Regions from separate parts of the Mus musculus genome. Here region 2 is linked to region 1. The links are chromatin loops, found by intact Hi-C in ENCODE. Cell type or tissue: left cerebral cortex. All regions are shown on one strand.

Region 1 (8,000 bases):
AACCCAACATTTTTTGTTGTTAAAGATTTATTTATTTATTACCTGTAAGCACACTGTAGCTGTCTTCAGACACACCAGAAGAGGCTGTCAGACCTCATTACAGATGGTTGAGCCACCATGTGGTTGCTGGGATTTGAACTCAGGACCTTTGGAGGAGCAGTCAGTGCTCTTAACCACTGAGTCATCTCCAACTGGGGGATGTTACTTCTTATTGACACATAGTTCTTCATTATCTCTGAACCACAGTGTCTGTGGGTACCATAAATTATTTAAGCAATCCATAGTTAATGAACATTTGAGTTGTTTTAGCCTTTATATCTCACTTATAAAAACAGTGTGATGGATAATATTGTATTGGATAAATATTGTATTATTATTTCATGCTGGTAAAATAGAATTGTGTGTTATAGCCTTAGAAATAAAGTTGATGAGTCTGAAGGAGTTTTGATAAGTATATATTGATGTTTATAAAAAGATAAAGAGAGGAGGGGATATGTTTTGTGGAGGTGTGGTGAGGTGTGGGGCATCTCTTCCCCATGAGGGACCAGCCACATGAAGGTATAGTATAGAATAGCGTTTATTCAGGGCATGGGAAGGGGAGTTAAGAGGGTAGTAGAGGCAGAGAAAGGGAGAGGGAGAGGGAGAGGGAGAGGGAGAGGGAGAGGGAGAGGGAGAGGGAGAGGGAGAGGGAGAGGGAGAGGGAGAGGGAGAGGGAGAGGGAGAGGGAGAGAGAGAGAGAGAGAGAGAGAGAGAGAGAGAGAGAGAGAAGAGACATAGAGGCCCACTATGAGCACGAGGAGAGGGGGGGGAGGGGAGTAGGAGAGAGGGGGGAGGGGGCAAGAGAACCGAAAGGGAACCAGAAGGCAAGAGCAAGGACAAGAGGAGGGGGCAAACAGCTCCTTTTATAGTGAGTCAGGAACACCTGGCTATTGCCAGGTAACTTTAGGGTGGAGCTTAGACAAAATGCTAACATGTATAATTTCTGTTCCATAGAGGTTATAGCAATTTGCTTATCTGGATTGTAGGGTTTTGTTATTGTTTTAAGCTCTTTTCTGTTATCACTGCCAGACTTAAAAATGAGTGAGCTTGCCGGGCGTGGTGGCGCACGCCTTTAAGCCCAGCACTCGGGAGGCAGAGACAGGCGGATTTCTGAGTTCGAGGTCAGCCTGTTCTACAGAGTGAGTTCCAGGACAGCCAGGGCTACACAGAGAAACCCTGTCTCGAAAAAAAATAACAAAACAAAACACCGAAAAAGAAAGAAAACAAAAGAAATCTTTATAAAGGAATACAATTTGGGGGGCTAGAATTAAGCAAATTCTGGTATTCTGTCTCCTTCCAAAGTTTGGATTCGCTTCAGATGAGATGTCCAAAGCAGTTATTTGTGTTTGTCATTGAACCTTTAAAGCACTTGCTTATCCCTTATCATTTATGTCCTTCATTCAAACCAAAAGAGATGGGACAGGGTTTTGGGTTTTAGTTTTTCTGCCTGGAACTTCTCCTTCGGCTTAGCAGTTTAGACACTCATGCTTTGTGCAACAAGGGCTTTAGAAATAAGCGGCCACTGGGGATCAGACTCAAAAAGCTGAGAGGCACTGCCTCCCAGGCCAGCCCTGGCTCTTAGCTGAGGCATCCCAGGCTCAGGCAGCCCATGAACAGAGTCTGAATACAAGAGGGGCTCACTGAGTGTCAGAGAAGATAAAGTCCAGGGATGATGACACTTGTATTACACAGAGACGTGTACACAGTGAGCAGAGGCTCTGAAGGAATGCAAGCAGGTAGGACTGGCTCACTGATTGTGCAAGCCTAGGACACGGTCACGAGTGGTACCATGGGGAATTGGAAATGTTTGCCCGAACTTCATTCTGACTCTCCGCTCACTCATAGTAATATCTTTTTCAAGGCAGGAAGTCAGCAGATTCTAAGGATGTTGGCTGTGCTCTTAGTGTAAAAATTATCTTTCAGAGGCTTTTTTTTTCTTTGCTCTAAACAATATATTGGACATGTAAAAGACCTCTCTGGGTTATTTGTAAATTAAATTTTCATTTCACACAGGTTTTTTTTTGGGGGGGGGGAGGGGGAGTGTGGGGAATCCAAAGTAAACCTGTGCTTCTATTCACACAGTGTTGTAAGCTTTTAGGAACAGAGCTCCTGGCTTTTCTCAAAACTAAAAGGTTCCCAGACTGCTCCCAGTCCTGGTGTCTCCACTCTGGCCATCCTTCTGTCACCCTGAGCTGGCTCCTCTGAGTAATAAGGGAGAAGCAAGGTGGGAACAGGTATTTCCCACCTCAGCAACAGGAAATACCACAGGACAAAAGAGTGACCCAAGCCAGGGCTGGAATCTCTCCGGGATGTGGGAGAGAGCTGCAAGGTTGCCTCCAACACAAAGGCGCTTCTTACCAGGAAACGGTGGAAGTTTGAATGGAAACAAAAGGCAGGGGATAAGGGCCCAGCAGAGCTCTTGGTCAGGTAAATTCTCCATTCTGCCTTTGACCTGCCTTAAAAACAAGCTGGTGAAAAGTTACACTACCAGGTTCACCAGACTGGCCCGAGGAGCTTGGCCTACAACGTCTCCAAATTGGGAAATAAATCCTGAAATAGAAACATTGATTCAATCCCTCAAATAATCATTTATTGCTATAAAACTAGAATAGAGGACAGGAGAGATGCCTCCCTGGTTAAGAGCACTGCCTGCTCTTCCAGAGGACCTGGTTCAGGTCCCAGCAGCCACCCACGAGGCAGCTAGTAACCATCTGTGACTACAGTTCCAGGAGAGCTTATGCATTCTTCTTCTGTCACCACAGAAAGGGGGAGGGGCCTTCAGCCTCCACAGGCACCAGACACTCAAGTGGTACATAAACAGCCACGCATGCAGCACCTGTGCATGTGAAGTTTAAAGGTAGAAGTGTGGTAGCCAAGCATTTCTTACATGCCTATGAGGGAGCTTAGAGGTCGTTAGAAAAAATAAGCTGAATTCAAGTGAATGCTTGGAGTTATATAACTCCAAATATTTAGCTGAGAATCTTAAAGATCTAAAGGATGTTAGGGGGCTGAAGAGATGACTCAGCGGTTAAGAGCACTGATTGCTCTTCCAGAGGTCCTGAGTTCAAATCCCAGCAACCACATGGTGGCTCACAACCATCTGTAATGAGATCTGATGCCCTCTTCTGGTGTGTCTGAAGACAGCTACAGTGTACTCATATACATAAAATAAATCTTTAAAAAAATAAAAATAAAATAAGCAAACAAACAAGTTCATATCCACACTTGAGTAGGTCTTGTTCTTTCTCGGAACACCTCCACTTTGTGTTTATAAATCTACATTAAAATGTCTTTAACGGAACTGCAACACTTCTTTGAGAAGCTTGCCCCATGGCTATAGTGAGCTCTGCTCTTTCCTGACAACTTTCTTTTTTCAACAAACTCCAGCTCTGCTCCACGCTGTCTCATCCCTCCACACTGAAGCCCTGAATCTTGGATTTAACCTGAGTTGGGGTCCTCTAAAATTAGGTGAGCTCTTCAGGTTTTACTGGTGACAGCGTGGCACTGGCCTCTGTCTTCCTGCTAGTGGTGCTGCTGGCCTCCTCTGTCTCCAACTCACTAGCCCCAGATGCCTCTAAATGCCTGGGGAGGCTGTGCTTCCTCTAAAGTTTAGCTTCTGTGTCTCCTTCATGATGCCTCTCCTGCTAGTGGTGCTGCTGGCCTCCTCTGTCTCCAACTCACTAGCCCCAGATGCCTCTAAATGCTAGAGGAGGCTGTGCTTCCTCTAAAGTTTAGCTTCTGTGTCTCCTTCATGATGCCTCTCCTGACTTTGCTTCTCCTGAGCCAGCTTCATCAGCTCCTGAAGTTCTTATCTCTCCCCTCCCAGTTTATAATATTTATTATTTCCACTCTCTCCTAAAATTCATACTTTGTAAAGATGAACATCTCTGTTAGTTCTGTTCACTGACATATATTAAGTCCCTAAAACAATTCTTGGTCCATAATAGATGTTTAATGTATTGCTGAGTAAATGACCAAAGGAAGAACAGGACTGATTTTCTCTTGGCTGACGACATGGAGCACACGTCTGTCGGTAAGACTCTCTTGGGTCTGTAACACCAGTAAACCTTACGTCCTACTACACTTAGTGAGCACAGCCCTACTCCAAAGAACAGCCCTTCTGCTTAAAACAGTGTGACTTCTTCCTGCACTGTGCACCTGGATCTTGAACAAATTATGAAATCCTGCATGCTTGAGTTTCTAGATTCCCAAGTGAAGACTGGCGTGATTGTGCTAGAACCTTCTCTTGTGAGGTAGGCTTTTAGGCAGGTAGGGAACGAGTGTAGCTCTGTAGAAAGATTGGGAGTTCAGTGACGATGTTTTGGGGCCTGAACCACCAGCAAGTTAGGCTACAAGATAATTTATACAAATGATTGAATCCCCATATGAAATCTACAAGACTCATCATTTCTCTCTGATGAGGAGACAAGGTGTGGTAAGCCATTTGTGTTGTAGTAAGCAATGTTACAAAACAAGCTTTCAAACTCCTTCCCTGGAAGTCTTCAAGCCATATAATCTCACCAGATGGTTTTTCTTCTCTTCTCTTCTCTTCTCTTCTCTTCTCTTCTCTTCTCTTCTCTTCTCTTCTCTTCTCTTTCTAACCTGCAAAATGGGAGTAGGTTAAAATAGGTGGTATCTTTAATTATATATAAGTAAAGATTTATTATATATATATATATATATGTGTAGCTTTCTTCGGACACTCCAAAAGTGGGCATCAGATCTCATTACAGATGGTTGTGAGCCACCATGTGGTTGCTGGGAATTGAACTGAGGAACTCTGGAAGAGCAATCAGTGCTCTTAACCACTGAGCCATCTCTCCAGCCCCCTAAGATAGATAGATAGATAGATAGATAGATAGATAGATAGATAGATAGATAGATACATAGAAAGAAAGAATATGTAGATAGATATAGACATACATACATGTATGTGAGTGTATATATATTATATATTACATATTATATATTGCATATTATATATTACATATTTTATATTACATATTTTATATTATATATGTATTACATATTATATATTATATGTGTGTTATATATTATATATGTATTACATATTATATATTATATGTATATATTCATTTGTCAAAGCATGTCCAGCATTATGGAGTAAGGTAGAGGCAGAGCTGGGCCATTTGTAAAGTGTTCTCTGTGAATGCTACTACACACTAGAAGCAGTGTATGTAACAAGATCCATAGACTGCTGCAGGTTCAAGAGACCCCGACCAACCTGATGTGTAACTGCCTGGGACTTGAGACTTGTTTCTAAGCAACAGAACATAAGGTAAAGCAGATTTCCTTCAGACATTCTAGCTCCACCTGGTTTCTCTAGTGCCTTCCTTGGAACACACTGCACCGTCAGGAATGACCCCAGAAGGCCTTCATTTGCCAATCCGTTCAATGCAAGGGCTCATGGGTAAAGAAGAAGTTTAGCAAAATGTTGCTATTCCAAACGCTGGCATTCACCAGAAACTAAATGCAGTGACCTGGTCCTAACCAACTGCATCTCGTCCTCTTCCATTTTTTGTGTTTTCCGTGATTTTATCAGTTGACATATTAGCAAGTTCTTAATACCTTTAACTTTCTGTGTGGACTTAGCCTTAAAAAAACAAGCCCATTTTGCCTGGGTTTCAAAAATGATAGGTTATCAGTCTTCCAAGACAGTGTTCCCGTGCCCTCTGCAGGGAGAAGCTGAACACCTATTTCATTTTCATAAGTAAGAACCTGTCTTTAAGCAAAAATTCACCACTGTTCTTAGGCTCCAACCACACAGTGGATTCTCACCACCTTAAATATCTCAGTTAAGGTATTTCCTAGATTCCAGGTGTCATAGTTAAGCAAGAATGATGGAAGATTGCAGGCTAAGCATGAACATGATGACCTCTGTGTTTCTATGTCACCAAACTACAAATTTGAATAAGCATGTGTTGACTCTAACAGAGTTATTCTGACTTAGTGTGGTCATGTTTGAAGACTAGCCAACAATAAAGATGTCTCCTTTTGCACTGACATTCTGGTGGCCACTGTAAAGCTGTGTGTTCCATAAAGCTCTGGGACTATCAGGCGGTGTGTAAGTGTCCACTGACAGACATCAGTTTCTCAGGGACTTGCCTGCTGGGCTGAAGGGAGCCAGTTGAGCTCATGGGAAGACCTCACTTTGCCGCCCTCGCTGGTAGGAATGATGAGGTCAGGCTGGGTTTCAGAGAAGTGGGTTTTGTTTTGTTTTGTTTTCTTTTTTCTTTTCTTTTCTTTTTTTCATTGCTGGGATAAAAATAATCAGGAGTGGGAGTGGGTGGGTTGGAGAGCAGGGGGAGGAGTGAGGGGATAGGGGATTTTTGGAGAGGAAACCAGGAAAGGAGATAGATAGCATTTGAGATTTAAATAAAGAAAATACCTAATTAAAAAAAAAATCAAGAGGCAGAAGATCTTAACTGCTCATGAAAGAGAGAGAGAGAGAAACAGAGAGAGAGAAAGGAAAAAAGAAGGAAGGAAAGAAGGAAGAAAAGAAGGAAGGAAAGAAGGAAGGAAGACAGGAAAAAAGAAGGAAGGAAGACAGGAAAAAAGAAGGGAGGAAAGAAGGAAGGAAGAAGAGGGGAGGAGAGGAGAGGAGAGGAGAGGAGAGGAGAGGAGAGGAGAGGAGAGGAGAGGAGAGGAGAGGAGAGGAGAGGAGAAAAAGGCAGTTTTCTCATTCAGAGCATTTTCTCATGATCTGGTGCTGATAGCAGCAGACCTACAACTGGAACTATCCAGGAGCAGAAAACTGAAGAAAAATGTCTTTGTTTCTCACTGAACATAGGAGCGTGAGGGGAACTTCCTTAAGCAAAGCCATCTTAGCACCTTTCTCCCACGTAAGCACTAGAACTTGTTAGAATTACTTAACCTGAACTGTCTGTTTACCTCTGCTTTGAAAGAGAACTAAAAGCAGGTCACGCAGGCTCCTTAACCCAGCAGTGAGAGGTTGAGGCTGTGTGACCGCCAGCCTGGGTGCCCTGGCCCCTTCAGCTGCTCACTGTGGGCAAACAGCTTCACCCTCTCTAATCCCACCAAAGTGCCACTGTTGACCAGCTGTGAGGTGCTGGCTCCTGACCTGCCTGCTCAATGACTCTTGTGCTTTCTGGTGTGTATATGTATAGTCCTGGCCTCAACAGTCTCTGTGAGGTAACACGCTTGTGAGATCTTGTCTCCCAGGGGAAGAGCCAGAGGGGATGGAGGACACCAGGAGAATAAGGCCCTCTGAATCAACCAATCAAGGCACCTAGGAACTTACAGAGACTGAAGCAGTATGCAGAAGGACTGCACGGGTCTGCACCAGGTCCTCTGCGCATTCTTCTTCCCCCTCTTCAGCAGGACTCCCCAAGCTCCATCTAATGTGTGGCTGTGGGTCTCTGCATCTGTTTCCATCAGTTGCTGGGTGGAGCCTCTCTGATGGCAACTGGGCTAGGAACCAATCTCTGAGTATAGTAGAAAATCATTTTTTTTCTCTTAGCGTTTGATTTTATTCTAGGTCTCTGGACTATGCAGTCTCTGGGTCCTGGCCATCTAGGCAATGTTAAGGGTACATTCCCTCTCATGGAATGGATCTCAAGCTAAACCAGGGACCAGCCATTGGTTGGCCACTCTCACAGTTTCTGAGCTACCTTTACCCCAGCACGTCTTGTAGGGAAGGATAAATTGTAAGTCAAAGGTTTTGTGGCTAGGTTGGTATCCCAATCCCTCACTGGAAGTCTTGAATCATTATAAGAGATGGCTGGTTCAGGCTCCTTATGTTAGGAATCTTAGCTAGGGTCACCCTCAGATTCCTGGGAGTCTCCATTGCCCGAGATGTCTAGCTCATCCCAGAGATGCCCCCCACCACAATTCCAGTTGTCTCTCTCAGTATTCTCTCCCCCGTCCTTGCCCCGACCTTATCTCACCTGTTCCCATGCCCATCCCACCCTCATCCAGCC
Region 2 (8,000 bases), 61 kb after region 1:
ATGATCAATTTTAATTAGTCTGACCATTAAGTCAGCGAATTGTTTGTTTATTTATGTATTTATTTATTCCCATTCTTCTAAGGCAGGTCCTCCTCTCGAGCATGGGAACACGAGTCTTGCGAGGTACTCTCCACTAGGAGACATTTATAAACTTTTCGGTTTTGGTCCTCTGTCAACAGCATCACAGCCACGGCCGCAAGCATCGGGGCAGCCGGGATTCCTCAGGCCGGTCTGGTCACCATGGTCATCGTGCTGACATCTGTGGGCCTGCCCACAGATGACATCACACTCATCATTGCAGTGGACTGGTTTCTGTGAGTATTTGGGGGGCTGTGTGTTGATACACAGATTCCTACCTGCAAGCCCATCTCCCTCCAGGATCCCCACAGTTCTAGAATGGTATCAGCCTAGTGGGCTTGCAGAAGACACACTGGCTTGTAATGGAATCATCTTCATCATCAGACCCCCAGTCCTTGCCTAGAGTCCCATCCTAACATGTCAGGCAAACTCCCTCCTCCCTCAGCCGGCGGGCGGGGCACATCTGGCTGCTCTCCCTCCCACTCCATAAAGCCACTCACTCCTCCCACTGTCTGCAAAGCTGACATAAGTCAGCCAGACTCTCTCTGGGTTGCACAACGCATCCTCTCAGCAGCTGGAGCTGCAGACCCCACGTGCCAGCTCAGGCCTTCCCCCCATTACAGTGAGACAATGCAGGACAGATGTTTATGTCTGAGACCCATGAAGTGAAGGATAGCTGTGCAGACAGTGGGAAGCAAGGCTCTCATTATCAAGTGAAATTGCTTTGGGGTTCTGAGGAAAATCCCAAGAAATGTACCCTACGCGTCCTCAGACCCCACCTCGTAGGGCCCATCGTCAAGCCTTCGTTCCTCACCCATCCAGGGACATTGTCTGTCCCTTGTCTCTCATAAATACCCTTCTACTGGGAAGGAATTGTTTAAGGGATGCTCAAAGAGGGACCCCAGGAGGACACAGTGGATACCAGAGTCCATGTGTAATGATGTCACTACACCTAGGAAGAGTCTAGGGAACAGAGCTCATCCAGGTCACTTGGACAGTAGTCAGCCTACCTAAGCGACGCCCATTGTTCTCTGCCTTCTGCTGACACTATAGGGATTAAATTCAATGACAGGTAAGAACTTAGCCTATGGTCTAGCCCCGGGCATCAATTGACAGAAACCCTTTGGGGCTGAGGATGTAGCTCAGTTGCTAGAGTGCTTGCCTAGTGTTCGTGAGGCGCTGGGTTCCTTCCCAGCACCACATCAACTGAGAGGGGAGGGAGGAGGGAGGGTTGTTCAATCCTGTAATCTCAGCGCCTGGGAAGTAGAGTTCAAGGCTAGCCTCAGCCACATAATGAGTTCAAAGGCAGCCTGGGCCAAATGAAAACTTGTCTCAACAAAACCAAAAAGTACTTTGGTAAAATACAAGCTTCTACTCTCAAGGTTTTTTGTTTGTTTTGTTTTGTTTTGTTTTGTTTTGTTTTGTTTTGTTTTGTTTTGTTTTGTTTTGTTTTGTTGTTTTGGTGTGTAGTCCTGGCTATCCTTGAACTCAACTCTGTAGACCAGGTTGGCTTCTAATTCACAGAGATCCACCTGCCTCTACCTTCCTAGTGCTGGGATTAAAGGTGTGCACCACAATGCCTGACATTTCCTTTTCTTATATTTTTAAGTTAGAATAATGATTCATTATATGTTGACATGATAACAATTTTTGTGAAAAATAATCACTTTTAAACAAAATGTTTACTGAAAGAATGTTGCTGGATTACATTTTGTGAGTCTCCAAAATGTCTTGGTTAACATCAGACAGCTACAACTGCCCCAGCTCCTCCTGTATCCAGTGTTCTATGATGTAATACAGCATGAAGTCTACGCAATACTGAGGAATTCCTGAGAAAATAAAGAGTACTTTAAGAGAGGGGCTGGAGAGATGGCTCAGCAGTTAAGAGCACTTCCAGAGGTCCTGAGTTCAATTCTCAGCAACCACGTGGTGGCTCACAACCATCTGTAATTGGATCTGAAGCCCTCTTCTGGTGTGTCAGAAATAGCATGCTCATATACATACATAAATAAATCCTTTTTTTAAAAAGAGTAAAAGGAACAAATGAGCCCATAGTATTAGTATAAAAATAGTTTTTATCCCAGCACGCTTCTCCAAGGAGACTCTGTCCCATGCTTTGAGAACTGTTAGTACAATGGAAGGTGAATGAAAGAAAGAGAAAATGTTAAATAAACTCAGGAAAGAGGACTGGGGAAATGACTCATTTGGTATGGTTGCATGATGTGTGCATGAGGGCTTGAGTTCCAGCCTCGGAACAGTGCCCATGTAAAAAGAGCAGAGCACAATGTCACACACCTATAAATCTCCAACATTGGCACTGGAAAGGCAGAGGGAAGCAAGAGGACCCTTTGGAACGGCTAGCAAGCCAATCTAGCTAAATCTCCAGTGAGACACCTTATTTCAAAACAAAGTGGAGAATAATTAAAGACCACACTTCTGGCTTCCACACATATGTACATGCACACATAGAGCGTGTGCGGGTGCTCGAGCACACACACACACATGGGGGGGGGGGGGGAGGTCCTCACTGTTCACCTTCTGTTTATAGTCACACTAAATAGCTGGAAACTAATCACTTACTTGTGATTAGTTGTAGGTGTTGTGGGTCCAAGTATGAAATCATTCCACTATTACATTACCCAGAACTTAAAAGATACTTCTTTTTTTTTTAAGATTTATTTATTTATTATATGTAAGTACACTGTAGCTGTCTTCAGACACTCCAGAAGAGGGCGTCAGATCTCATTACAGATGGTTATGAGGCACCATGTGGTTGCTGGGAATTGAACTCAGGACCTCTAGAAGAGCAGTCAGTGCTCTTAACCACTGAGCCATCTCTCCAGCCCCTAAAAGATCCTTCTAAAGCCTTCTCCAGCCAACTCACGATAGGTGCTGGGATCTAGTGGTTTTCATGGGACCCTCTCTTTTCCTTCCTGCCTGCCTCACCTGCAGGGACCGCCTCCGAACCACCACCAACGTACTGGGTGACTCCCTCGGAGCAGGGATTGTCGAGCACTTGTCCCGACATGAACTGAAGAACCGAGATGTTGAAATGGGGAACTCGGTGATTGAGGAGAACGAAATGAAGAAGCCGTATCAGCTGATTGCCCAGGACAATGAACCGGAGAAACCCGTGGCAGACAGCGAAACCAAGATGTAGACGGACAGAGAAGTGCTTTCTTAAGCACCAAGTGTTGGAAACTGTTCTACAATGTATCCATCTCCCTGGGCTCACTTTCCCAGTGAGCTCCTCTTTCCTCCCTACTCTGATAGGATTGGAAAACGGCCAAACACAAAGGAGGGCTCTGCAGCAGCCCAAACCTATCGGTTTTAGCCTACATTTGAAAATTTTAAGTCATTTCATATTATTCTTACCAAGTAAGCTACTACAATCAAACACAGTTTCGATATTACCAATTTAGGTGGCAAACGATCCTGTGCCATTGCTCTGTAAGTAAAAGAATTAAGCAAATGATAGGCTACCGAAAAAAAAAGTTTTAAAATCAACTTTCAAGATGTAAAAATCCTTCAGAATGCAACTGAGTTTTAATCTTAAAACATTACAACTTGATGAGCAATTATCAGTTACCCATTGAGTAGCTGAGAGGTTCCCATTTCTTCTGACTCCTGCCCTGACTTTGTCAGCATCAGGGCAATCCCCACATGCACACAGCACAGCTGTGAGGAGGAGCGGAGAGTGAGGCTCCCAAATGGTCTAGAGTGAGCCTTGTCTCATCCATTGGCCTCAGTGTTCTCATCCGGAAAATGAGTGACTCCTAGACAGGCCTCTCTAGCCCAAACTTCTGGAACATCAGGAAGGACCCTGCCCCTGTACACCATGAGGATCTCAGACAGGACACTTATTGGGAATGGACATTTCTCTCTAGGGGCAGGCTGTGTGTGGCTCACTAGATCCTGGGTTCAAAATGTTCGTTCTATCAGTAGACAGGTGGAAGGCCATCCTAGAAGGCCTATTGTCCTGTTTTGTTTTCCAATACTAGAGGCCCTCCCTTCTGGGGTACACTTCCCAAATCCAAGGGAAGACAGTCTCTTCAATTAGATGTCTAGGAAATAAAGAGAAGACTAGCAAGTGTGCTCAAGTCTTAGTGTGGAACACTAAAGAGTGGAGAAAGAATAGAGTATGGCCAACATTACAAAAGGGAGGATTCTTTGAAAGATCAGGAAAAGTTGGTTTTCTTTAAAGACTAAAATGGAGAGCTATATCTCAACCCTTTTTCTGTTAGCCTAAACACTTCCTCTTCAGTCCCTAATCAGCCCCCAAAGAAACGACGTCATAACACCACTTCCTCCTCATCTCCCAGTCCAACCAACCACATCTCTGGGACAGATCCATACGCTGGGTGGATGGTCTCATTTCTGAAAAAGATTTTTTTTTTTTGGTTTTTTTATTTGTTTTGTTTTTACTATTTTAACCAGGCGTTCTTAGGATGACAAAAACAACATACTCTTTTTTGTATAGAGATGTCTCTTGACAAATCATTCAAAAGTCTCATCTAGAGTGGAGTGTGCTTGTTTATGTCCCTACCAAAAAAAAAAAAAAAAAAAGACAGATGAATCAGCATGAGGATAACATCACTGAGGATGGAAGAAAACACAGCAGGAGAATTCTTTTCAGGCGAGGCAGCTCCCAGGTTTAAAAGAGATTATATTCACTCCCTTAGGAATATCCAATCAAAGATACTCAGTGAGAGCCATCTGACAGTACCAGCTGCTTCAGACTTTCTGAGCGAAAATGATGAATGGACATAATTATGCTAACAGACTGAGCATCTAGAATGGCATCTCCCAGTCTACAGTTAGAGATAATTTCTAGAGATCCTGAGCATCCCATGTATAGAAAGGTTAACACTAGGCTGCGGGGGAGTAATCATTTAATGGCAAGCTCTATTTGGGAAATACACTACAGAGGTTAATCTATGTGGCAGTCATTTTTCGACACTAGTTGAACAGACCTTAATCGCATCAAATTAATGCTGTTTACCCGGTGTGATATTTTTTATACTAACCATTTCTTACAGAAACAGATTCACAAGGGTGATCCTTTTGCTGGTCCATCCCGGGCTCTGCCTATGTGTGTACCCACTGTGGACTGGGAAACTTCACTTTGTAGATGTATTTTCAATAAAGAAAAAATAGTTTTACATTAATACATTTGTATGTTATTTATTCTTTTCCCCGTTGATGGACATATGGTAGTGAGCTCAAGAAGTGTTAGAGAAAGATGCCTCTCTGGGCAGTAAAATCTTGGCAGAATCAGCTGGGGATGTCAGCCATGAGGCAATATGTAATGACATGCTCAATCTCTTAAAACAGGAGTCAAAAGGAGGAGGAGATGAGGGAGTCATGGTGCTCCGACACTTGCACTTGGTTGCCCAGGTCAGATTCTGATTTCACATATAAAAGGGATCATTTCTGTGTTGGGCTTAGAAAAGCAGAACTCTACCATGGGGCTCTTTCAAACAGTGATTGTCCTGTCTGACCTTCAAATTAAATAGCTTTATCTCTGTTATTACCGCTGCCATTTAGAGAAAGGACGGGATTGGATCCCAAAAGGCATTTCAAAGCAGCCCCGGTTACTAATAACCACTTATGGGAGACTATTCTCCTTCAAGCTTCGTAATAAAAGAACTGGTGAGCAATATCACAAAACCTCCAGCTTGAAGTTCTAGCTGTATAGCCTTTAATCTCGCTGGCTACCAGCAGGGGGCAGTCACCTACAGACAAGTTTCCTAAATAGAGCTTGCAGAGGGTAGGCCATCCTTAGGAAGACTTCAGTAGAATGACTCATGTTTGATAATATAAAATTTAGCACGTTTGCATTTTTCTTAATTTTTATCAGTTTTCCTATAGGAGGTTTCTTTTAAAAATCAATGTATTTGAATCTTTTTCTAAGGCATAGACGATACTCACGTAGCCAGTCTGGGAATAGGATGGAGATGGCTCAAAACAGAGAGAACAAAACTCAGTTATCAACAAGAGATCAATATCCGCAAGCCTGTGGAATATTCTAGATGTTGGAAAGTGATCTGGGAAGCACAGAGGAAGTCAACCCACTACTAGAATGTATTTGTTTCTTAGCCAATTTCTCTGCACTCTACACCTAAGGTGGAGTTAGTTTGTGAAGGCCACGGAGCCATCTTAAGAAGCTGGACTGTGTGAGACTGGCCGGGGCCATTGTGTCTGTGGAGCAGGGAATCTCAGTCCCAGTCTGACCAGAATGAGAAGGAAAGAGGTCAATATCCCCACATGGGTGCTCATAAGTCTGTTCATAAACAGAACTATGAAAAAAACAGTAGGCTAACATTTTCTACTGTTACTAAGTAAATATATTTAGTTTTTTTTGTTTGTTTTGGTTGTTGTTTGTTGTTTCTGTTTTGTTGGTTGTTCTCTCTCTCTCCCTCTCTCTCTCTCTCACACACACACACACACACACACACACCACATTTTCTTTAAGTTTCTAGGCCCTCAGAAGTTAAGGTCCTTGTTTTCCTTTTCCTGTATTCAAGGGAGGTGGACGGGATTCTAGCACAGGGATTCTAGCATAGAGTCTGAAGGGAGCTTGGAGGGAGGGTTTGTTTCCCTCTGGATGGGGCTTTGTGGAGGAGACCCCGATGGGGCCCCCGGAATGCAGGGCCTCTTTCCGGGCAGCCTGCAGGGCACTTGACCCGAAGCTGCTGTCAGTCATGAGGCCTCTGTGTTACTAGGTTGTGTTTCCACTGCTCCCACCCGGGTGGTCCCAGATCTGGATCAACAATGCCTAGCTCTGTGTGGCCTTCTCTCGGGGCCAGGGCAGCTGAGTGCTACGACTGGGGCACACTCTGAATGAATAAGCCCACAAAAAGGGAACGGGGAGGGAAGGGAACGGGTGAGTTGTGTCCTAAGAAGTGATGAGAACATCCACTGTGCCTAAAGGTGGGGGGTATTGGGGGGGAGGAGCCCAGCCAGGACCACCACAGAGAATGCTCTGGTTTGCCACCTGAGAAGTCACCTGAGCTACACCTAATTCTAAAGTGCAATAACAGGAGGGCTTAATGGGCTCAATCTGTATAAACCATCTAGTGGCTTAAAATCCCCAAAGGCTCTCCTTTCTTGGTTCCCTCGGTCACCTTATCTATGCAAGGTCTCTCAGAAAGGCTTCATTTTCCTAGGGACCCTTCAGCTTTTCTCTCCCATCACCTCTCGGAGATCCTTGACAACCTGTGGGTCATGACCCCTTGTGAGGGTCAAACGACCTTTTCATAAGAGCTGCCTAGGGCCAGCAGAAAACACATAGATTATGATTCTAACAGTAGCAACATCACAGTTATAAAGTAGCAACCAACTTTATGATTGGGGGTCACCACAACACAGGGGTTACAGGACTAGGAATTAGAATTAGGTTGAGAATCACGGCTCTAGACTGTAGATTATAGACTACAGAGGACTCTCATTCTCCCATACTTTCTCAGACACACACTTGCACTCTGAAGACAACATGGCAACCCCTTCCAACCTAGGACAGAGCTGTCCAGCCCACACAACTGCTACTCCAGCCTTGGGTTTCAGGACATTCTTCTTTCACTAAGTTCTAACTCTGAAGGAAGGGTTATCACATAAAATATGGCAGCCCATTAAACTTTAACTTCAGGTAAGGAACAAATATTGTCTTAGTGTAAGAATTAAATAAATAATACAGTGATTATGAAATGGAAGACACTGGAAGTTCTATTATTTGATAATATGGGAAGCCCACATACAAGTGAAGTGAAAAATAGAAAATAATTCCTATTTGCCTTAGTACAGTGGACATAATATGGGAAAAATATGTGTTGGGGGAGGGGAGTTTTTGTTATAACCACTTCAATTTTTAATTGCTAAGTGAAAGCAAAAACATTCTTTAAAACTCCCACATCTAGAATTTC

What was found. A loop is a pair of places that touch in the nucleus more often than their neighbours do. Peaks named below come from ENCODE experiments on the same cell type or tissue, not always from the same donor. Only the 100,000 strongest peaks of a DNase experiment are listed, where the experiment ranks them.
Region 2: it touches region 1 in a loop (2.4-fold over the local background); 3 of 42 quality-filtered maps call a loop at or near these places.

What each region holds. Positions count from the first base shown.
Region 1 is chr15:8,692,498-8,700,497 of GRCm38, reverse strand. All of the region lies in intron 2 of Slc1a3 (solute carrier family 1 (glial high affinity glutamate transporter), member 3), which reads left to right. Among named protein-coding and RNA genes, the nearest start is that of Slc1a3, 14 kb to the left of the region's middle. In left cerebral cortex, a CTCF peak has its summit at 3,235; a DNase peak (open chromatin) is centred at 2,768.
Region 2 is chr15:8,631,370-8,639,369 of GRCm38, reverse strand. It overlaps Slc1a3 (solute carrier family 1 (glial high affinity glutamate transporter), member 3), which reads left to right. Exons shown (of 10, transcript NM_148938.3): 9 at 180-314; 10 at 3,031-5,246. The coding sequence ends at 3,238. Among named protein-coding and RNA genes, the nearest start is that of Gm46508, 53 kb to the right of the region's middle. In left cerebral cortex, a CTCF peak has its summit at 5,791 (motif pointing right); DNase peaks (open chromatin) are centred at 3,172, 4,834, 5,792 and 6,856.